Linked DNA regions of Homo sapiens: region 2 is linked to region 1. Evidence: chromatin loops called from intact Hi-C (ENCODE). Cell type or tissue: PC-9. All regions are shown on one strand. Links, peaks and the distances in the headings refer to the core of each region. The heading gives the core; the rest is flanking DNA.

Region 1 (8,543 bases), core at 1-8,000:
ATCGTGTGGCATGAGCAAGAAACTGCCTGCTTTACAATTGCCATTTTTATTTTTTTAAAATAATACTGATATTTTCCCCACCTCTCAATTGTTTTTAATTTTTATTTGTGGATATACCATTTTATTATGAAAATCTATTTTATTTATACACATTCACCACTAAATACACACTTAATACCACTAAAATTTATGTGGTTTACTTTAAGCGATGCCATCTTTCAAATAAACTAATCTAGGTCTAGACAGAAAGAAATGGATAGAGACTTGACACAAATTTATGAAAGAAAATTGGGAGTAGGAATGTGACCGAAAACAAGTTGTGCTAATGTCTGTTAGACTTTTCAGTAAAACTAAAGTAACTGTATCTGTTCAACTAAAAACTCTATATTAGTTTCTTTGGGAAACCTCTCATCGTCAAAACTTTATGTTCACTTTGCTGTTGTAGATAGCCAGTCAACCAGCAGTATTAGTGCTGTTTTCAAAGATTTAAGCTCTATAAAATTGGGAAATTATCTAAGATCATTTTCCCTAAGCATTGACACATAGCTTCATCTGAGGTGAGATATGGCAGCTGTTTGTATCTGCACTGTGTCTGTCTACAAAAAGTGAAAAATACAGTGTTTACTTGAAATTTTAACTTTGTAACTGCAAGAATTCCAGTTCAGCCGGGCGAGGATTAGTATTATTTTTAACTCTCCGTAAGATTTTCAGTACCACCAAATTGTTTTGGATTTTTTTTCTTTCCTCTTCACATACCAGGGTTATTAAAAGTGTGCTTTCTTTTTACATTATATTACAGTTACAAGGTAAAATTCCTCAACTGCTATTTATTTATTCCAGCCCAGTACTATAAAGAACGTTTCACCATAATGACCCTCCAGAGCTGGGAAACCTACCACAAGATCTAAAGTTCTGGCTGTCCATTAACCTCCAACTATGGTCTTTATTTCTTGTGGTAATATGATGTGCCTTTCCTTGCCTAAATCCCTTCCTGGTGTGTATCAACATTATTTAATGTCTTCTAATTCAGTCATTTTTTTATAAGTATGTCTATAAACATTGAACTTTAAAAAACTTATTTATTTATTCCACTACTGTAGCAATTGACAGATTAAAAAAATGTAACTTCATAATTTCTTACCATAACCTCAATGTCTTTTTTAAAAAATAAAATTAAAAATGAAAAGAGACTCAATTGTATATAGAGTGTCTGAATTGATTTAAATCTCAACACTTTAGGATAAAGAAGTGGAGGCAATCTCTGTGGTTGTCTGTGCAAAGTGCATCTTGCTGTACAGGGCTGTCGTTACATCCTGTGTTTGGGTCTCTTGTTTGATCTTCTGGGAAATGTAGGAACCCCTTCCCCCTATTAGAAATAAGAAAATCTTTATCTTTTATTTTTCAGAATTTTAAACCATGTTCTCAAAAGTAGTTTTGTTATCTCTACATGTCATACTTAATGTGGCTAGTTTTCAGTAAAGTCATTTAGTGGCTGTGGATGTTTGTGTTCTATAGTAAATAACCAAGTCAGCTTCTGACTTAGAACAAAGTCAGCATTACTCTGTAGCCAATTATTGCCTGTGAAATGACTGGTTACTCAGGTTTCTATCTAATCTTAATTCTTGAAGATTCATTACCCTTCAGCGCCTTCTGTGGAAGGTGGAAAAGAGAAAAGCTAAATGAACAAACAAAACACCTTTGGGAATGGGATAAGAAAATTTTTGGCAGCATGACATTTTTGTATTGGTCAGTTATTTTAAACAATGTCCCTGCCTCTTAATACCCCAGAGTTACATGGGAAGCTACTAGCACCATAACCCCTGGTGCTGCATTGTAGTTGGTATTTTTAGCATGTTGCAGGGTAGCTGAGGTTATCTTTCCTGCAAAGACTTTTTTTCTTTGGAATATATAGGGCTGTATTGTTCATTTAAATGTGAAACTGATTCTAATCAGGTTGAACCATATGAAACTGCAGATATTCAGCCATTTTTGATCAACCTAATAGATAAAATCAGTGGCAAGGCGAACCCTATTTAATCTTTGAAAGCAACCCCCAAAGTAAAAAATTAATTTTCAGATTTTTCAGAATGAATTTTTTTTTCTTTTGGGGTGGAGTTTCACTCTTGTTGCCCAGGCTGAGTGCAATGGTGCGATCTTGGCTCATCACAACCTTTGCCTCCTGGGTTCAAGCGATTCTCCTACCTCAGCCTCCCGAGTAGCTGGGATTACAGTCATGCACCACCATGCCCAGCTAATTTTGTATTTTTAGTAGAGATGGGGTTTCCCCATGTCGGCCAGGCTGGCCTTGAACTCTCGACCTCAGGCGATCCGCCCGCCTCGGCCTCTCAAAGTGCTGGGATTACAGGCATGGGCCACCATACCCGGCCTCAGAATGAATTTTGTGGCAGTTTAACAAATGTGTTTTAAGACTTTGATTTTATAGCTCCTAACTAAATGATGTGGGTAAATATCCTCTATGATTTTTAGCAAAAGACTCATTTCAAAATTTATTAAGTATAGCCATAAAACACAATTTGGCACAACAACAACAACAACAAAAAAGGAATTCTAGAATTTATTCAGATAACAGTGTGCCTTCTGTCTGCATCATATTACACTAGGATTTCAAATTTATAATCTAATGGGAATGTGTTAAAATTTTACCTGCTGTAGTTGTGTGTGTGCACATGCACACGTGCGTTAAGGGAGAGGATAGGGTTGACAATCACTCCTAGGTGAACTCATTTAGTCATATGATTTGAGAAGAATGAGATGACCACAAACCATATCAATTTAGTTTGTTTTTCCATTCCAGAAACATCACCAAATTGCAGACTAGCACAGTTAAAACCTATAGACCCTGTCATGTTCAATTGACTATAACATATATAGATCGGGCCATTTTAATACTTAGCCTTCATATAAACTTTCACCAAAAATGAAAACCTGTTAACCTAATTTTGCTGATTGAAAAACTTTCTTTTTTGTGAAATGGAGTCTCACTCCGTCACCCAGGTTGGAGTGCAGTGGCCCAATCTTGGCTCACTGCAACCTCCGCCTCCTGGGTTCAAGGGATTCTCCTGCCTCAGCCTACGGAGTAGCTGGGATTACAGGTGTGTGCCACCATGCCCAGCAACTTTTGTATTTTTAGTAGAGATGGGGTTTCACCATGTTGGCTAGGCTGGTCTCAAACTCCTGACCTCAAGTGACTCACCCACCTTGGCCTCCCAAAGTGCTGGGATGACAGGCGTGAGCCACTGCACACGGCCTGATTGCAAAACTTTCTGAAATTCTCTAGCAGCTAAAAGAGCAGTTAATGGGTGCAGCTCTGAAGATGCAAATTGTTATTTCACAAGCTTGATGCAGCTGTGTCCTGGCACAGATGGGTGGAGGCTTTTGTCCTCCTTTCAGCACTCTTCTCAAAGGGAACAGTGATTCATACCTTGAAAAGTGAGGAATAAACAAGGAAACGGATCTAAATTATTTTTCTACTGCTCATCAGGTGTTCTTATACTCCATCGTAATAAGATACATTTTTCCCTGGGGCCAAATTACATGCCATCATCCTGCAAATTCATGATGTGAAAATGCTCAATTGTAAAAAGAGTAACAATTATTTGCCCTATAGAAGAAGTTACCATAGAGTGATTACATTCTCTTCAGTGCCAGAATTTCTATTACTAGCATTACGTGTATACAAATATACATTATTTGACATATAAACATTTACATACTTTCAGCAAACTTCTATAAAAGCAAGATCCAATTTATATTACTTTGTATATTTGCAAAGGTTTAGAAATGTGAAATGAGAATTTTCTTTCTGCCGTACACCTTTTAAAATATCTGAGTTACTAAGTAATGTGTCATCTTTACTGGTCCAGTGTTAGTGTCTCAGTATGTGAGCTTTACCTCACCTGCCCTGCAGCCTTTCAGCCCCTCCCAGTCTTCCGCATTTTGTTCGTTTCTTTCCCCCCTTAGCTTGTATTGTCATTGTATGTTCACAAACATCTTTGGTTCTCTTGCTCCCATAATTTCCTATGACACCTCCCTTCGCAATCCTTAGCCCTATCTTCATAGACTGTGCTGTCCAGTTTTCTTAATCTTAAGATATCAAGGATGGCTGTTCAGAACTACTAAGTTGATTCTATAAAAAAGTATGCTGTTTGACTTCAACTGCTTTATAATTCTAAGCATCTCTAATTATTGATCTTTTAACACCCTGCCACACATTTTCCAAGTCTCTACAAATGTTAGTTGTTGGAAACCTTTATTCTTCCTGCTTAACTTCCATGGAAGGAGTTTATGCTCTCTTTTAGAAGGGAATACTGGAGTCAACTCTTGTAGTATCTCCCAGCCTTATTTGCTTCTCTATATAAAAGAAGAATGTATTATCTGGTTGGAGAGATTGCTGGAATCAGGGCATCCACAAGGAGCAGCATGGTATATGGTGGTTAAGTATTTAGCTTGGGAGACAGAATGCGAGCTTTGTAATCCCAGGTCTATCTTTTGTCTCTTAGCCTTTTTCCAAACACCGCTTTTCCCATCTGTGAAATGCTTTGATTATCATATGTCTCTTAGAGTTGTGATGAGGATTATGTAAATTGCTTAGCATAAAGTAGTCGCTCAAAAACTGCTAGTTATGACTGGCTGCATTGTGAGGGGTTGCCAAGCCTATAAAGTGGTGGCTCTTAGCCTAGGCTGCACATTGGAATTTCCTGGAGAACTTAAATGTTTTCATTCCAGAGAATCTGATTTAGTTGGCCTGGGCTATGGTCGGGTCATTGAAATTTTTAAAACCTTTCCAAGTGATTCCAATGGGCAGTTATATTTGAAAGCTATGTTTAAACGCAAGAAATAGGATTCTCTCTCTCCTAGGCAGATTATGAAAGAGTGGGCTGTGGAGTAAACAGACCTGGCTTGGTGTCTGCCTTCTAAAAGCCATTTCTCTACTGTGCTTTCCACACTCTTCTGTTGACTGGCTCTTTGTGACAGGTCCCAATCCATCCCACCTCTGATAGTTGGAGATGCGTATGAAGAGTCTGCTCTGCAGATCCAGTGCACCCCTGGTTCTCAGGTTCAGATTTGGCAGGATGTAATAGGAAGCCTTGTTTGTTTTGGCTTCAATTCCAAATTATTTTCTCTAATCCGGTACTTTCAGGGACCCTGTAATTTGAGGTCATTAGGCCTCTATAAAGAAAGTGAATATTCTTATCCCTGTCTGCTTATCAGTTCATTGTGTTCATACTCTTGGTTAGAACTAGGAAGGAAGGAGGCATGCATGAGTGATTGATGTTAACTTCTACCCAAGCTAGAAATTCTGAGGATGAACATATAATAGCATTATCTATAAAATGGGATATTATCTGCCTCAATAGGTTTTTGTGATGGTTAAATAAGAAGGTATACGTGCAAGTTTTTAGAACACCTTTGAAAACATAAGAGCTCAAAAAGTGTTTGGTACTATTATTTGGACATTAATGCAGTGCACGGGAAGGAGGCAGCCTTTGCTTGCCCTGTGTGGTCCAGCTCTAGGGCATGCGGGACTCTGAGCTGTTGGGGTTTACCACAAGGCTACACTCCAATGGGGATTAGAACTGGGGCTGGTGTTACATTATTGGGGAAGTCTTCTGTTTCCAGTAAAGGTTTGTTTCAAAACAGAAAGGGCTTCATTACATGGGCTTTTTAGCCATACAAGCCTCTCAAGGTGGAAGAATTTTTGCTTTTAAAACTCACATTTTAATCCTTTTTTTCAAGTAGGACAGCAGTGGGGTGGAACTTTTGGCCTTTCAATGATTGTGCTATTGGTAAATCGAGATAAATGCATCAAAAACCTTTCTATTAGTCCATTTGTGATTCTATAACAGAATACCTGAGACTGAGTAATTTATAAATAATAGAAATTTATTTTTAATGGTTCTGGAGGCTGAAAAGTCCAAGATGCCAGCAGATTTGGCAATTCTGATTCCAAGACAACACTTTGCATGCTTCATGCTTCAGAGGAGAGGAAAACTGTTCCTCACATGAGAGAAGAGTAGAAGGGCAAAGAGGGTGAGAGTGGGCCAAACTGTACCAATTCCACCCATGAGGGTGGAGCCCTCATGGCCTAATCACCTCTCAAAGGTCCCACCTCCTAATAGTGTTACAATGGCAATTGAATTTTGACATGTGTTTTGGAAGGGGCAAACTTTCAAAACATAGCACTGTCTTTATGTTGTTTAAAATTGGACTCAGGTCCATTGAGGGAAGTGGAAGAACTTGGATTCCTGCAGCTTGTTTGCAGGCTCCTGAAATCAGCCTCTACAACATGCAATCCAATTAGATTTGGATGGTTCATTTTAAGTTCTGAGGGTGGAAGTAGATTTCAGGGATCCACACCATGGTTCCACTGCTGAGTAATGGTGGATATTATTCATGAGCACTTAACAAGATGCCAAGTGGCACTTGTTACCATGGACTCAAAGGAGGATTCAAAGATATGAAAGATAAGACATTATCTAAAAAATTCTAGAGAGAGTTCCAACACTTGATGCTAAAACACCCTTGTAATGGTTAATATTAAGTGTCAACTTGATTGAATTGAAGGATGCAAAGTATTGTTCTTGGGTGTGTCTTTGAGGGTATTGCCAAAGGATATTAACATTGGAGCCAGTGGACTGGGAGAGGCACATCCACCCTCAGTCTGGGTGGGCACAATTGAATCAACTACCAGGACAGCCAGAATAAAAAGCAAGCAGAAGAATGTGGAAAGACTAGACTGACTGAGTCTTCTGGCTTCCCTCTTTCTCCTGTGTTGGGTGCTTCCTGCCCTTGAACATTGGACTCCAAGTTCTCCAGCTATGGGGCTCTTGGACCTTTGACCACCGACTGAAATCTGCACTGTTGGCTTCCCTACTTTTAAGGTTTTGGGACTTGGACTGCCTTCCTTGCTCCTCAGCTTGCAGACGGCCTATTGTGGGACCTCACCCTGTGATCATGTGGGTCAATACTTAAACTCTCCTTTATTTAAACATCTATCCTATTAGTTCTGTCCCTCTAGAATACCCTAATGCAGCCCTCAAGGACTAATTTAGAGCAGCAGTACCCAATTTGTCATCTTAACCATTTACCCCAGGCCTTGTACCCTCCACCTAAAACTCCCAAGCATTTGAAATAAGATACCTGGGGGAAGGAAAGGGAGGGAAAGGCCTTGAGCCTTTGAGTGGAGAGTGCTGTGGCCTCTCCCTCTTACTCCCTCCTATGCATTAGGCATTACTCTAGGTGAACAAGTAGAGCTACTCTGTAATTAATTCCTGACTTTAACATCCACAGAACTACTCTGGATTTAAACAGATCGATTTGCAATCCCAATTCTTTTTACTAGTTGAGAAACTTTGGGCAAGTTCTGTCATTCTTTAGGTCTCAGTAGGATAATAATGCCTATTTTTCACGTTCACTGTGAGGCTTATAAGGTAATATATGTAAAGTGCTTAGCATGGAGTTTGGTACAATTTAAGCTTTCAATCAACAATAACTGTTATTAATCTTCAGATGATTTCAAATCCCCAGCCCTGCCTTCTCCCTAAACTCCAAGTCCAAATTCCTAGGTGCCTTCAAGGCAGCTTCATTTGAATATTTTCATGATACCTAAAATGTAATATGTTTAAATTTATACTCATTTGTCTTCTCATAACTGCACCAATTCTCATTTGTTTTACATGTTTTCCCATCAACTAGACTTTTAATGTTGACATCATCTTTGACTCCTTCTTTTCCCTGGCCTTCTATATCCAATTAGTTATCAAGATTTTTTGATTCTATTTCAGTAATGCCTATGTCACTGAAACTCTCCTGTCTAGTCACCTTAGTTCCGGTTCCTTCCTGGATGATGACAGTAGACTCTCTGCTGGTCTCTTTGCCACTAACTAGCTTACCTGAAACCCATTTTACACATCCTGCCAGCCTAATTTGCTAAAGCATAGATAATATCGCATCAACCTTTTACCCCAAAACCATCAACAACTCTCTACTGCTTACAAAAGCAATCTAGAATAAAGTCTAGATTTTGTCTAACATCAAAGCTGTAACATTGTCTAGCTCTATCTTTGGATCATTTTCTCCTATTCCTCTCCTTTAGTCACAGTCATTGTTACGTTTGGACTTTCTTATATCTGTGATTCATCTTATATTGTCTTTATTTATGGAATGCTATTCTCCACATACTCAAATCTTGATCTATACCACTTCACTGCAATTCCAGTTTCAAAAATCATGACCACTTCTTTACCAATTGAAATAACTGAAGACTCATCTCGAATGTCTTGCTCTTCTGAATCCCTGTGGCATTCGGAGTAACCCCCTTCTTGCTGCTTTTGCCACTTTCTACTTTTTGTATAACAGTGATTGTTGTGCATATCAACCTTCCTACTAGAACTTATTGCCTATTTAATCTTTGTATCCCTCCAACATCTTCCACATTGCCTTGCAAAGAATAGTCCCTCAATAAATGAGAGAGTTGCTTCTGAGTTATAATCCTTGAAATTATTAGAAAGCTGCATTGTAAA
Region 2 (8,543 bases), core at 313-8,312, 460 kb before region 1:
ATTTTGTTTTTTGTCTGTGAGTGCAAAGTGTCCAACGCTGGACTGAGTTTAGGGAAATATTCCAAAGCACTTAGTTTGGCTGCTTGTGACCCACAATGCACAGGAACTAAACAACCACAATCTATAATGCTTTGCCTCTGCACAGATTTTCCAACAGTATTGTATTATTATATATTGTTAAATACTTCGTATTAGTCATTCAGAGCAGCAGAATTTTTTTTTTTAAGTTCTGGAGTACACGTGCAGGATGTGCAAGTTTGCTACATAGGTAAACGTGTGCCATGGTGGTTTGCTGCACCTATCAACCCATCACTTAGGTATTAAGCCCAAGATGCATTAGCTATTTTTCCTAATGCACCCCTTCCCCTGATTCCACCCTCCCAACAGGCCCCAGTGTGTGCTATTCCCTTCCCTGTGTCCATGTGTTCTCATTGTTCAGTTACCACTTATAAGTGAGATTAAATGGTGTTTGGTTTTCTGCTCCTGCATTAGTTTGCTAAAGATAATGGATTCCAGCTCCATCCATGTCCCTGCAAAGAACATGATCTCATTCCCTTTTATGGCTGCATAGTATTCTGTGGCGTGTATGTACCACATTTTCTTTATCCAGTCTATCATTGATGGGCATTTGGGTTGATTCCATATCTTTGCTATTGTGAATAGTCCTGCAGTGAACATATGTGTCCATGTATCTTTGTAATAGAATGATTTCTATTCCCTTAGGTATATACCCAGTAATGGGATTGCTGGGTCAAATGGTATTTCAAGTTCTAGATCTTTGAGGAATCACCACACCATCTTCCACAATGGTTGAACTAATTTACACTCCCATCAACCCTGTAAAATTGTTCCTATTTCTCCACAGCCTCACCAGCATCTGTGGTTTCTTGACTTTTTAATAATCACCATTCTGAATGGTGTGAGATGGTATCTCATTGTGGTTTTAATTTGCATTTCTCTAATGATAGTGATGTTGAACTTTTCTTCATATGTTTGTTGGGAGCATGAATGTCTTCTTTTGAGAAGTGCCTGTTCATGTCCTTTGCCTGGTTTTTAATGGGGTTGGTTTTTTTTTTCTTGTAAATTTGTTTAAGTTCCTTGTAGATTCTGGATATTAGACCTTTGTCAGATGGATAGATTGCAAAAATCTTCTCCCACTCTGTAGGTTGCCTGTTCTCTCTGATGATAGTTTCTTTTGCTGTGCAGAGAAGCTCTTTAGTTTAATTAGAACCCATTTGTCAATTTTTGCTTTGATTGCAATTGCTTTTGGCAATGTCATCATGATATCTTTGCCCATGCCTATGTCCTTAATGGTATTGCCTAGATTTTCTTCTAGGGTTTTTATAGTTTTGGGTTTTATATGTAAGTCTTTAATCCATCTTGAGTTAATTTTTGTATAAGGTGTAAGGAAGGGGTCCAGTTTCAATTTTCTGCATATGGCTAGCCAGTTCTCCCAGAACCATTTGTTAAATAGAAAATCCTTTCCTCATTGCTTGTTTTTAGCAGAATTTTTAAATTATATTTAATGTGATTGATTCTTGGCCTTTGCCCTTGAAAACTGAGCTAACATTTACACTGGCTTCCTATTTGTAATTATGAGATCAGAGGCAACTCACTAACAGATAGTTAGTAGTTCAGTCCCTCTCCAAAGAAGATGGTTTAAAGTGCTGAACAAACATGACACCAATATCTCTCAACTTCTATGGGAACAGGAAATGACTGGGTACCTAAAGGTTAGTTCTCTAAAGACAGAGAGAAAAAGGTGGGTCAAGGACTTCATTTTTTTCTGTATCCCATCCTTTTATTTGTTATTCCAAAAGAAAAGCCTGTAACAACTGGGAGAACAAATTAGGATAAGAGATGATTAAAAAGCTGAACTTAATTAAAAGAATGGACTTTTGAGAAAATAATAAAAGCACTGGTTTAATGACAGCAGAATAGTCACACGTATTGAGAAAGGGAATAGAAATCAAAAAAATGCATAAGATATAACAAAAAGGATAAGATTTATCCATAATAATAGTTAAATTAGTATACTTTGCTACATGCCATTTAGGTACTGCCATTTGAAATCCTCAGAATAACCTCCAGAGGTAGATGCTATGGTTTAAATGTGTTTCCTCCAAAATTCAGGTGTTGCCAATGTGACAATATTAGAAGGTGGAGCCTAAACCTTAAACAGGTGCTTTAAGATTAGGCCATGAGGGCTCCTTCCTTGTGAATGGGATTAGGTGCCCTTATAAAACGCTCTGACTTGGGGAGTTCATCCTTCTATTAGCCTTCTGCCTTTCATCATGTGAGGACACAGCAAGAAGGCTCTCATCAAATGCCAGCACCTTGATCTTGGACTTCCCTGCTTCTAAAACTGTGAGAAATACATTTCTGTTCTTATTAATTAACCAGTTCTTGACCAGATCTTGGGCAAGTTACATAACCTCTCTGAGCCTCATCTTTCTCCATGGTAAAATAAAGATGTCAGTAATTTCTATACCAAGGGATTATTTTGAGGATTAAGTGGGCTGCTTTTGCTAAAGTGTTTAAAATGGTGACTAGTCCATAATAAGTATTAAAATGTTTTAGTTAATTAAATTGTAAAAATCCACATAGGTTAAGGCAAAAAAGTTTAAAACTTCAGTATGAATTGACTACTTATTGCTTTACAATCAATATTGACATTACATGTAGCCCATATTTGCCAACTGCTAATTATTTTGTAAAAAAGTCAACCTAGGCCGGGCGCGGTGGCTCACGCCTGTAATCCCAGAACTTTGGGAGGCCAAGACAGGTGGATCACGAGGTCAGAAGATCGAGACCATCCTGGCTAACACGGTGAAACCCCATCTCTACTAAAAATACAAAAAATTAGCCGGGCGTGGTGGCGGGCGCCTGTAGTCCCAGCTACTCGGGAGGCTGAGGCAGGAGAATGGTGTGAACCCAGGAGGCGGAGCTTGCAGTGAGCTGAGATCTAGCCACTGCACTCCAGCCTGGGCGACAGAGCGAGACTCCATCTCAAAAAAAAAAAAAAGTCAACCTAATCCTTAAAAAAAAAAAAAAAAACTGTTCTGTGAAAGAAATTAAATATGGCCCTTGGCACTCAGTCTTTTTGTTCCCCTTAACAGCACTTCCTTCTTTGCTACCTCTATTTTCAGCCTGGTTCTGCCTGCGTGGTGGTTCCCAGTACCTGCAGGCCTCCTTCATCATCCTACAGCTAAAAATGGCAGTGAAAAACTTATTACCCACATGTACAACTAAGTTTCAGAAGAATTCTCATTGGCCTAAATTGGGTCACATGATAATCCCTGAACCAATCACTGTGACCAGTGAACTGGATGTGTTGATTGGTCAAGCTCGGGTCACACAGACAAGGGGGAAGGAGAGTCCACCCCAGCCATACCACATAAACTGTGAAAGATTATATCTTAAGGAAAATGAAGGTGCTGTTATGAGAAGATGGAGTAACAAAGGCTAGAGACAAGACAATAAATCTTTGCTATAATGACGAATAATATTTTTGTGCCACAAAAAAAAATTTTACTGGGAAATAGAAAACTTCGTTTTCATACTTTGAAAGATAATGACAAACTGTCATTCCAAGGTTAAAAAACGCTAATAATTTTGTTCCTATGGAATTTTCCTTCTGCTAAACTATGTATTATAGTTTTCTTTCCTGTTAAGAAAAGATTCTTTTCATAAACAGAGCAGTTTTAATATGTATTTTTAAAATTTTTGTTTTGTTAACCATTTGCAGATCTTATTTGGAAATTACATTAACTTTGTTCCTTTTAGTTCTCTTATAAAGAAAAGTGAGATAATGAACACATACTCAAGGAAACAGAGAATGACGGACTTGTTGAAAGTGCAGTGAAACCAACCTCCCTCTCTCTCTCTCTCTGTGTGTGTGTGTGTGTGTGTGTGTGTTTAATATTTCCATGATGACTCCTGGGAAAGAACCTCTGGGATTTATATTCCCTTCCAATCCTTCCCTCCCCCAGAGTGAGATCATAGCTCATTCGGTCCTTTTGTGTTTTCTTTACATTGCCCTTCAAAACACATTTAATAATGCATCCAGAAAAACTAAAATTAGGGTAACTAGATGAAGAAAATTTATGTCAAAATTCATATTGGAGAACTGCTGCTTTTTATCTTCTTAAAATCAGAAGGAACCATGATCAAAAGCCACTTTTAATTTAATTTCTTAAAAATCTTAGTACATATACTTAATCAGAAGCCCAAATAAAAGTGATATCTGGAAACTCCCGATATTCTATTCTGTGGTTAATTTTGTCATGCTATGTTATCGGAATTTTTCTGTGCTCCTATAAAGTGCCACTCATCACATTTTAAAGTGTTTATCTTTTATGGTTGCTTACTTCATCCTTTTCCTAATTTGCTGAAATGATTTTTCTAAAGAATTACTTTAGATAAAATTTGGCATTTGCCTTACTCAAAAAATGTAGGCCATTTTATAAGCCATGGTGAATTCTTCACAGCACAAAACTGACATTACATATTAGCTTTGTGTAACGTTAACCTCAGGGACCATGAGATGTACTTAGTATTAATTTGCCCTTATTTCCCTGGCTACCTACTGAACGTGAATTCCCCCATGCTCAGTAGGCTGAGCCCACTCTGTGGGCTGTCCTTCTACTGACTTCCTCTACATCTTATTCTCAAGTGAGATGTAAGAATTTTTTAGCTCAGAGGTGTCAGTCCGCTGACTCTGACATGTGTGTGTTGTAACCCCTGCCATACATCATTCCACAGACAGGGTATAACAAACTGATATTTCTATGAATAGAGGAAAAAACCTCATATACAAAGTCCCCAAACCTCATTCAATTATGTGGGTGATTCAACCAAGCCCAATCTCCAAGTTCACATCTTGGAAAAAAAGGCCCATTATCTTTCTTTATGTTAGAGGACATTATGACTAAACATCATGCTCATCAATGATTATGCTTCTCTGATATGTCAAGAACCTCTGTCTCATAACCATTAGGAAATGTGTCATCTAGTAAATCACCCTAACTTCCTGGGGAGATGAAAGGATCAAAGTAAGAATAATAGTCTGTATGATTCATTGGCATGTAATTTAGAGAAGGTATATTGTTAGGATAATCATTTTTAGTGTTGGAAATCTTGCCTCACTTCTTCAAATTTCTTATTCTGAAATCGAAGTCCTTAGATCACTAGTAAGTTCTTCAACAGAGACTTAAAAATAATGGTGACATTTTCAAAAATTCTATTGCCATGTTCTCAAAGCACTTTTATTTGCAATAAAGGGCTAAAATGTGAAAGGTCATTCTAATGTATTCTTTTTTAAAATGAAGCATCAATGGAGATTTGATTTTTATTTATTTTTTATTATTATTTATTTATTTATTTATTTTTGAGACGGAGTCTCACTCTGTCACCCAGGCTAGAGTGCACTGGCGTGATCTCGGCTCACTGCAACCTCTGTCCCACCCAGGTTCAAGCTATTCTTCTGCCTCAGCCTCCCCAGTAGCTGGGACTACAGATGCACACCACCACACCTGGCTAATTTTTGTATTTTTAGTAGAGACAGGGTTTCACCATATTGGCCAGACTGGTCTCGAACTCCTGACCTCATGATCTGCCCGCCTTAGCCTCCCAAAGTGCTGGGATTACAGGCCTGAGCCACCATGCCTGGCGGAGATTTGATTTTTTATCACCATACAATTAATAACTTGGGTGCTACTGTGAAAACAAGCAATGTCTTTGAGTGTGCTAATAAGTCTCAGTAATAAGTTTTATGCAAAGGCAGCTAAAAAAATGGGAGTGTATGAATGCTGTAGGAAGTGAAGAGGAAAGAAATGAGAGGAAAATGAAGGGAAGGGAAAGGAGGAAATGGCAGTGAGAAGATGTAGATGTAGCCTACGTAAAATATCCTTGACAGGTTAAATAAGCAACTGTTCACAAAGGGAGTAAGTGCCTGACCCATCTACACAGAAAATGTGACAGAGTTCTCAGACCTCTGGATAGATGTGAGGAGCATTTTTCAGTTTAGACTAAAGGTAGAGGTTTCTCTAGTCCAAATCTAAGTATAATAAAACCTTCCCATTGCCATAATTCGAAACAAAAAACAGTCATACCTACTTAGCTTCCTTCCTGAATAACTCAATTCAAAAACCATTAGGTGGGGTCTTAGTGAGCTACTAGTCCATATGGGGTAGGAGAGAAGTGAGACTACAGTGGCCTACCACTGGGTAAGAGTCCCCATGAAGGGGTAGCAGTAGCTGAGCATAGGACCAGGAGATTAAGAACACAGGTTGAGGCCGGGTGCGGTGGCTCACGCCTGTAATCCCAGCACTTTGAGAGGTTGAGGTGGGCGGATCACGAGGTCAGGAGATCGAAACCATCCTGGCTAACACGGTGAATCGCCGTCTCTACTAAAAATACAAAAAATCAGCCGGGCATGGTGGCGGGCGCCTGCAGTCCCAGCTACTCGGGAGGCTGAGGCAGGAGAATGGTGTGAACCCAGGAGGCGGAGCTTGCAGTGAGCCGAGATCGTGCCACTGCACTCCAGCCTGGGCGACAGAGCGAGACTCCTTCTCAAAAAAATAAATAAATAAGTAAGAATACAGGTTGAGCACCCCAAATCCAAAAGTAAGAAATCTAAAATGCTCCAAAATTCTGAAGTTTTTAGTGTCAACATGATGCTCAAAAGAAATGCTCATTAGAGGATTTCAGATTTTGAATTTTCAGACTTCAGATGCTCACCTAGTAAGTATAATGCAAATATTTCACAATCCAAAAAAATCTGAAATCTGAAACACTTCTGGTCCCAGGCATTTTGAATAAGAGATACTCAACTTGTATATGAGCATAATGGGAACCAGCTTTCTCATTCTCATGAAAAAAGCAAAAACTGGAATGAATCCTGTGGTGTTGGATTGGATTTCAAGGTATTGATATGAACTCATAGTTTTTATCAATTGATAGATAAGTGCATAGATAGAATGATATCAAAATAGAGATAAAGAAATAAATATAAATATTGTGGTAGCCTGTCTCTAAAATGGTCCCCAGTTTTTCTTGCCTCGGAAGGTATTCAGACTTCTGTGTAGACACCTCCCATACTAAACAGTGTCAACCTGTGTAAGCAATAGTATACTGTGAAAATTACAAAGTGAGACTTTGAGACCAGGCCATAAAAGACATTCTGGCTTCTTCCTGGCTATCCTTCTGGGGGAAACCAGACACCATTTTATGAGATACTCAAGCAGCTCTATGGAGAGGTCAATGACATGAGGAAATGAGGCCTCTAGCCAATAACCAGCCCTAACTCTTCGGACATGTGAGTGAGCCACCTTGAACGTGGATCCCCCAGCCTCAGACAAGCCTTAGGCCACATCTTGACTGAAATTTTACGAGAGTCATGGAGCCAGAACCATGCCCTCTGAATTCTGGATAAAACTGCGAAGTAATTAATGTCCATTGTTTTAAGCACTAAATTTTGAGGTAGTTCTTTTTGTACCTCAAAAAAAAAATTTTGTACCTCAAGAAAAAATAGATAGTTAATGTACTGGTGAATGTATGTATGTATAAAAAACACTTGCCTACATATATTACCTAGCTCTATCCATTGACAGACTCTGGATACAATAACACTTCAAAACCAGAGAGCATACTGGTGCCAGATCTTGATTTCTAAAAACAATTCTTCACTAAAAGGAACCAGTGCTCCTCAGAGAAATGGCTAACTTCAGGGTGAGAGCAGGAAAAATTAAAGATGAGTCTGAATGTTTTATTTAATATATCAAGGAAATGGTCAAACAATTATGAAAGCCAGTTTGGAATAGCTCCCACTGGTGAATCTGGGACAATCCAAGCCTCAGAATGAATAATAACCTACTGAATAAAACAGGAATTTATACCTCCATACTGATATGAATAAATAAGTAAAAAAGTAAATTGGAAGGAATAAATTATTGCAGTAGAATGCCAACTAATAAATGCAGAAGAAATGGTAAAATTAGAAGATAACTAGCGGGCAACCATCATAGTAATAATTAATTCAGCCAAAAAATGTCAACAGATACTAAAATTACCAAATGTAAGTGTGATGAGAAATGAAATGTTACATAGGCTCAACTATTCACAAAATGCTTATTAAATATAAGGAAGAAAGGAGTGACTGTACAGTGGAGAAATCTGGCAGACACCACCTAAACAAATTATTAAAGTTAACATCATCAGTAATGGGACAAATTGAAAGCATGTGCCATCTAATTGGATGCAATGAGAAGAACACAAAATCATTACTGTAATATTCCAGCCCTAGGAGAAGCACAACTTGAATCTAATAATAAGGAAACATTAGATAAATCAGATTTGGTGACTAATGTGATAAAAAGTCCAGGTCATGAAAGTGAAAAGAGACTGAGGAACTGTTCCTGATAAAGGAGACAATAGAAACACAACAGCTGACTGTAACATGTGATCTTGGACTAAATTATTTTTAAGGAAATTATTGGGATAATTGGCAAAAAGTTGAATGATACTTGTGATTTAGGTAATAA

Evidence for each region. A loop is a pair of places that touch in the nucleus more often than their neighbours do. Peaks named below come from ENCODE experiments on the same cell type or tissue, not always from the same donor. Only the 100,000 strongest peaks of a DNase experiment are listed, where the experiment ranks them.
Region 2: a loop joins it to region 1, with 4 times the contacts of the local background. A loop is called at or near these places in 1 of 110 quality-filtered maps.

Annotation. Positions count from the first base shown.
Region 1 is chr3:98,508,130-98,516,672 of GRCh38, reverse strand. CLDND1 (claudin domain containing 1) reads left to right here. Exons shown (of 5, transcript NM_001040181.2): 5 at 1-1,190. The coding sequence ends at 14. Among named protein-coding and RNA genes, the nearest start is that of CLDND1-AS1, 10 kb to the left of the region's middle. In PC-9, for the core only: no CTCF peak of the experiment used is centred there; DNase peaks (open chromatin) are centred at 3,392 and 3,872; H3K4me3 peaks cover 1,074 bases; H3K27ac peaks cover 4,603 bases.
Region 2 is chr3:98,967,748-98,976,290 of GRCh38, reverse strand. The region is part of intron 1 of LINC00973 (long intergenic non-protein coding RNA 973); the gene reads right to left. Among named protein-coding and RNA genes, the nearest start is that of LINC00973, 57 kb to the right of the region's middle. In PC-9, for the core only: no CTCF peak of the experiment used is centred there; a DNase peak (open chromatin) is centred at 5,000; H3K4me3 peaks cover 257 bases; H3K27ac peaks cover 3,317 bases.